Regions from separate parts of the Homo sapiens genome. Here region 2 is linked to region 1. The links are chromatin loops, found by intact Hi-C in ENCODE. Cell type or tissue: Caco-2. All regions are shown on one strand. Each heading gives the region's core, and the rest is flanking DNA. Links, peaks and the distances in the headings are about the cores only. Region 1 overlaps HMGN5 (high mobility group nucleosome binding domain 5). Region 2 has its middle 180 kb from the start of SH3BGRL.

Region 1 (2,814 bases), core at 248-2,747:
TGTTTGGATTAATAAAATATTAGAAATAACTCAAATGTACATCACAGAGAACTGGTTAAATAAGTTATGGTACATTCATACAATGGAGTACTACTCACCTGTTTGAAAAACAAAGAATGAAGACCCGCTCTTTATTTATACTGATATGAGAAGGTTTCAGGATACAGAGTTCAGTGAAAAAAAGCAAGGAAAGGTAGAGTATCTATAGTATACTACCTTTGTAATAAATAAAGGTTGGAAATGAAAATGAAGTATGTCATAATTTTCTTGCTTTTACATAAAGAAACACTCGAAGTAGCCACAATATTGAATAAAAGCAGTTAATGGAGGGGTAGGAGGAGCCATGTAGATTGAGAAAGGATAGAAATGGGACTTCTGAATAGAAACCTTGTTATGTTGCTTTATTTTGAGACATGTGACTATATTACACATTGAAAACAAGATAAATAAAAACAGTTTAAAATAGGAAAATTAGCTCCTCAGCAAATCTTTTCCATTTCTCTCAAGAAGATTTAATATTTCTTTTTCTTGTGCTTCCACGCTATTTTGTGTGTTTTATATATATACTATTTTCTATAACACTCCTCAGTGAGTACTATACTTTTTGTTTCTTATTGGTAATTCCTACAAAGCTATGAACTCCTAAAGTGTAGAAATCTTGTTTTAAGGCATTGCTGTCTCTCTCATAATGAGCACAGTGCCTGGCAAGTGGTAGTTATCCAGTAAACTGTCTTTGAATGAATGTAACCTTTTCAAGTCCACCTTATCTTAGTGAATCTCTTCCCATAACATCTTACTTGTGTCTATTTTATTGCATTTATCGTTATCTTATGTTAGAATTACTCACTTAGATTTGTTTGTCTTTATGATGTGAACTCCTGGAGATATGTGTTAAATTAAGACAGTGAACTGAGAGACTTCCATAAAGTTAGAAATTTTTTTCTGTAATTTCTCCTAAGTTAACAAAAGATATTAATATTATCATATGTAAGATGATCACTCTCTAGTAAAATAATAGTCTCATTATAGGAAAATAAGAAATAAATCTTAAAAAAATGTTTATTACACTTATGTGTTTATCCACAGAGACCTCACACATCATACAGTCCTTTATTAAAGGGTATGCAGAAATCTGTTAAGCTGTTTTTAAAATCTCCTTTTCCTTTTTATTTAATTTACAGAATTTCAAGAATTAATTTTGAAAGACACTCATAGTATTTAGACAGACTTCTACAGACTGATAAGGGTAGAATAACACTAGTAAATAGGCGTTTAAAGATGGAAAGAGATATTTTCCTAGAGTACATAAATTCTTTGAATGCATGAAAGTCCCTTGACCCAGCTGAAATACATTTGTTTATATAGTTATTCATTCAGTAAATATTTTTTGAGCAACTACTATACTAGGCATTCTGAGATACTAAGGAATAAATATAAAGTTTGTCCTCAGGGAGGCAGTATAGCATAGTAGTTAAAAACATAGAATAAAATACATCTACTTCTGAAACATTGCTTCTCTCTTTACTAGTTACATGACCTTGAGCAAATTGCTTAAATATTATGTCTTAGATTTATCCTCCATCAAATAAGGATAATAATACCTATTTCATAGGATTTCTATGAAGAGTTAAATGAAAAAATGAAAGTACATAAAATACACACTGCTTGCCATATAATAAATAATTTAATAAGTATTTTAAAGTCTTGTAGTGTAGAAATAGAAGTGTTCTTTTCTGCAATGTATTTTTTTCCTAAGAGTAGCATTTATCTGCTTTATAGTATATGTAGTATATGACTCCATTCCAAAAACTTATAAATAGACTCTGCATTCACACATGATACTCTTGTCATAATTCTCAAGCTGTACAAGGTAGGGGGGAACAACTTAGAATAAGTAGTGAGAAGATTAGTAAATGAAACTGATCAACAACTATTAGTAATCTTACTAAGAAGAATAAAAGAGAGTTCAGAAGACTGATGATGGAAGAATATGATTTATTTATTTGAACATAAGAGTGGAAGTCTAAGAAAGATTCTAAATGTATTAAAAAGCACTTTGGAAAAAGAAATGGATGTTACTAAAAGTCAATGTGGATTCACTAAGAATGTATTATGCGAAACCAGTGTTACTCAAACTGGTGTCCCTCAGAATACTAAATGTTAATAGAATGGTGCTGGAATTAAAAAATCTGTTCTATGGCTAAATAAATATGGGAAACAGGTATTTAGCAAAGTATTTGAACACAGAACAATTCTATTTGTGTGTGTGTGTGTGTGTGTATGTGTGTATTACTTATCATTATTCTAGACTAACGGCCTATGAAATATAGTTTTGGTTAACTATAGTTTTAAGTTAATTTTCTTTATTTGTAGAGTTACGAGACTTGTGGAAAGGAAAATAAACAATCATGTTTTATTTTAATTTTTATAAGGAGTTTGAAGAAATTTCATAAATGTAAGATGAAAACATGTCTTCAGGATCACTTAAATATATTGATTCCATAACCCTTAAATAAATTTTGAAAATTTATATATCCCAGAGGCTCCTCAGCCGCATGCCAAGCAGTCAATCGCCTTAGCTCCCGCAGCCTGTGCTCCCAACTCTGTGGCTCCACCCGCTATTGTAGGCCAATAATCTGTTATGGAGCATGCCTTTACCCCGTTGGAGCCCCTGCTTTCCACTGAAGTGCCTTCACCTTCTGCCATAATTGTGAGGCCTCTCCCAGCTACATGGAACTATGGCCGAATAGGAACAGCTCCAGTCGGCAGATCCCAGCATGATCGACCCAGAACACGGGTGATTTCTGCATTTCC
Region 2 (2,814 bases), core at 98-2,597, 200 kb after region 1:
TTGTACACCAGAAAACAGTTTCTAGGTTGCTGTCTTAGTCTTTTGGGGCTGCTATAATAAAATAACATAGATGGATGGCTTAAACAACAGATACATATTTTCTCACAGTTGTGGGGGCGAGAAGTCCGAGATCAAGGTGAGAGATTCTGTTCATAGTAAGCCCTCTTCCTAGCTTTCAGACTACCACCTTCTCATTGTATCTTCATGTGGTGGAGAGAGCTCTGGTCACCCTCTCTTCTTATAAGGATACTAATCACATCATGAGGACCCTACCCACCTGACCTCATCTAACTCTAATTACCTCCCAAAAGTTCTGCTTCTGAATATATCATATTATTGGGTATAATTATAACATATAAATTTGGGGGAGATACACTCAGTCCTTAACAGTTGGAAATGAAGATGTTAGATTATGCTGTAGTACTGACTAACTTCCAGAGATGTTGTTACTGAAGATACCCCCAAATGTGCTAATCTTCATCAAGCATCCTATTTTCTCATGAGAGTCTCCTATCTTCCAGAGTGTTTATGCAAACACTCCTACCATAATAGTTCTTTGACTTCTAGTCCATTGATACCTCTGACTTTTTCCTTTATGGTAGCCTCCTTCTATTTTCACTTTCCTTCCCATCTATTTCAGATTTCATGAACCATTTATTTCAATAACTATCTTGACAAACAGGCACTACTTGTGAAAAGGTGGTCTGTTGTATTCGCTTTCTCCTAAATTCCTTTATAACCCACAGCTTTTGTGTAAGCCAGGGAAAGATAAGGGTGCTTGATCTGTGTTTAATGTGTGTCTTAGCCTCTACACTATGCCTGTCTTGTTTCCTGTTACAACTTCCAGGCCTAGCATGGTGTCTGTTACATATTTATCAAAGGAATAAATAAATTAATCATACCAGAATTAGGACCAGCTTATAGGCATTCAAGATAGATTTTGGATCATTAAAAAAATATTCGAACAATTAGAACAGTCCAAAATAGGATGGGCTGCATTATGAATTCTGAATTTCTATGTCACTGAAGATATTCAGGGAGGGCGTAGGTACAGTTAAGGAGAGTGCATGAGACCAGGTGTTTTATGAAGTCTTATCCAATCCTGGATTCTGTTATCTAGAAATAAAACTTGCATAAGGGACTGGAAGTTCATTCATGAAAGAAGAAAATATGAGTAGTTTTTGATTACACATTTAAATTTGACAGTAAAGTTTTAAAATTTGTTCTACTATATTAGTAGAATTTACGCAGGAATACTGACTTTCGTAAGCCATTTATTCAAGTGTTCCAAAAGTCATTATTTTTCCATAACCAAACTTCATTTCAACCTTGGGTTTTGAGTCCACCTAGTGGCTGAAATTTGCTATTAATCAATTCTGGGTAAGCTCAAGTAACTTTAAGGTTTCTCAGTTATTTTAGGGCTCAAATTCAGTCTAACAAGAGCTTGTCCTCACCTCATCCTCTTTCCCCAGTGTGGCATAAACATTTCCAGCTGCTCAAATAGTATCATGGCATCTGCAAGGAGGCACTTAGTCATTAATGTCTGTCCATACTGGCATCCGCTAAAGCGTGGAAATCCATCTCTCTTTAGCTAATGTTTCCCCTATGCTAGAACCTGCTGAGATGGCTTCAAATACATATTTTATTTGCCCAAACTACACTTCACCTAATCCCCCACCCTCTGCAGTATTTACTTCTCAAAATCAAAATCACAACCCGTCAGGATTTCTCTCTTTTTCTCTCCCTCTCTCTCCCATCCCCTCTCTTGTTGTACTTCATCATTTTTTGGTAGTATGAGAAAATATAACTACCCCTTTATCATGCTGTGCCATGTGAAGTTCCCTCCATCCCTGTTAACATGTTGATGCAGGGAAGCTACTGTCTTCCAGGATTCTAAGTCTAAAGAAGGACGCATGCACCCTCATTTTTCAGATATTCTGTTCTCAGAACCCTTTCTAAGAAACCATAGCTGGAGTAAGACTGTATTATTGTCTGTGATGCTTTACCTCCCTAGTCTAGTCTATGAAGCTCATAGGTGGAAATATGCTTCTTATGCCAGCTTCTATTATTCTCAACATTTTTTTTTGAGACAGGGTCTCACTCTGTTGCCCAGGCTGGAGTGCAGTGGCACGGGGTGCTCACGGCTCACTGCAGCCTCAACCTCCCTGGCACAGGTGATTCTCTCACCTCAGCCTCCCGCGTAGCTGGGACTACAGGCATGTGCCACCACATTGGGCTAATGAAAAAAATATTTTTTGTAGACAGGGGTTTTCACCATGTTGCCCAGGCTGGTCTGTAACTCTTGGGCTCAAGGGATCCTCCCTCCTCTGCCCCTCAAAGTGTTGGGATTATAGGCATGAGCCACTGGGCACAGCCAAGACTATTATTTATAGTATAATTTTGGCTACTGATGCCCAGAGTATTTTTTAATAACAGATTTATAATTCACGCACCATAAATTACATCTGTTTCACTTTAAAATGTACAATGTTTGTTTGTACATTTTTGTTTCATTTGTTTTTAGTATGGTCACAAAGTTGTGCAATCATCACCACTATCTAATTTCAGAACATTTTGGTTACCCCAAAAATAAACTCCATGCTCATTAACAGTCAGTTCCTATTACTCTCTCCTCCAAGTTCTTGGCAACTACTAATCTACTTTCTGTTTCTGTGAATTTGTCTTTCCTGGACACTTCATATAAATTGAATCATGAAATAAATGGCCATTTGTGACTGGCTTTTTTCATGTAGTATAATGCTTTCAAGTTTCATCCATGTTGTAGCATGTTATAAGTACTTCATTCTTTTTTAT

The links. Peaks named below come from ENCODE experiments on the same cell type or tissue, not always from the same donor. Only the 100,000 strongest peaks of a DNase experiment are listed, where the experiment ranks them.
Region 2: it touches region 1 in a loop (21-fold over the local background); 56 of 110 quality-filtered maps call a loop at or near these places.

Annotation. Positions count from the first base shown.
Region 1 is chrX:81,173,085-81,175,898 of GRCh38, forward strand. All of the region lies in intron 1 of HMGN5 (high mobility group nucleosome binding domain 5), which reads right to left. Among named protein-coding and RNA genes, the nearest start is that of HMGN5, 27 kb to the right of the region's middle. In Caco-2, for the core only: no CTCF peak of the experiment used is centred there; no DNase peak of the experiment used is centred there.
Region 2 is chrX:81,376,193-81,379,006 of GRCh38, forward strand. No RefSeq gene overlaps it. Among named protein-coding and RNA genes, the nearest start is that of SH3BGRL, 180 kb to the left of the region's middle. In Caco-2, for the core only: a CTCF peak has its summit at 1,339 (motif pointing left); no DNase peak of the experiment used is centred there.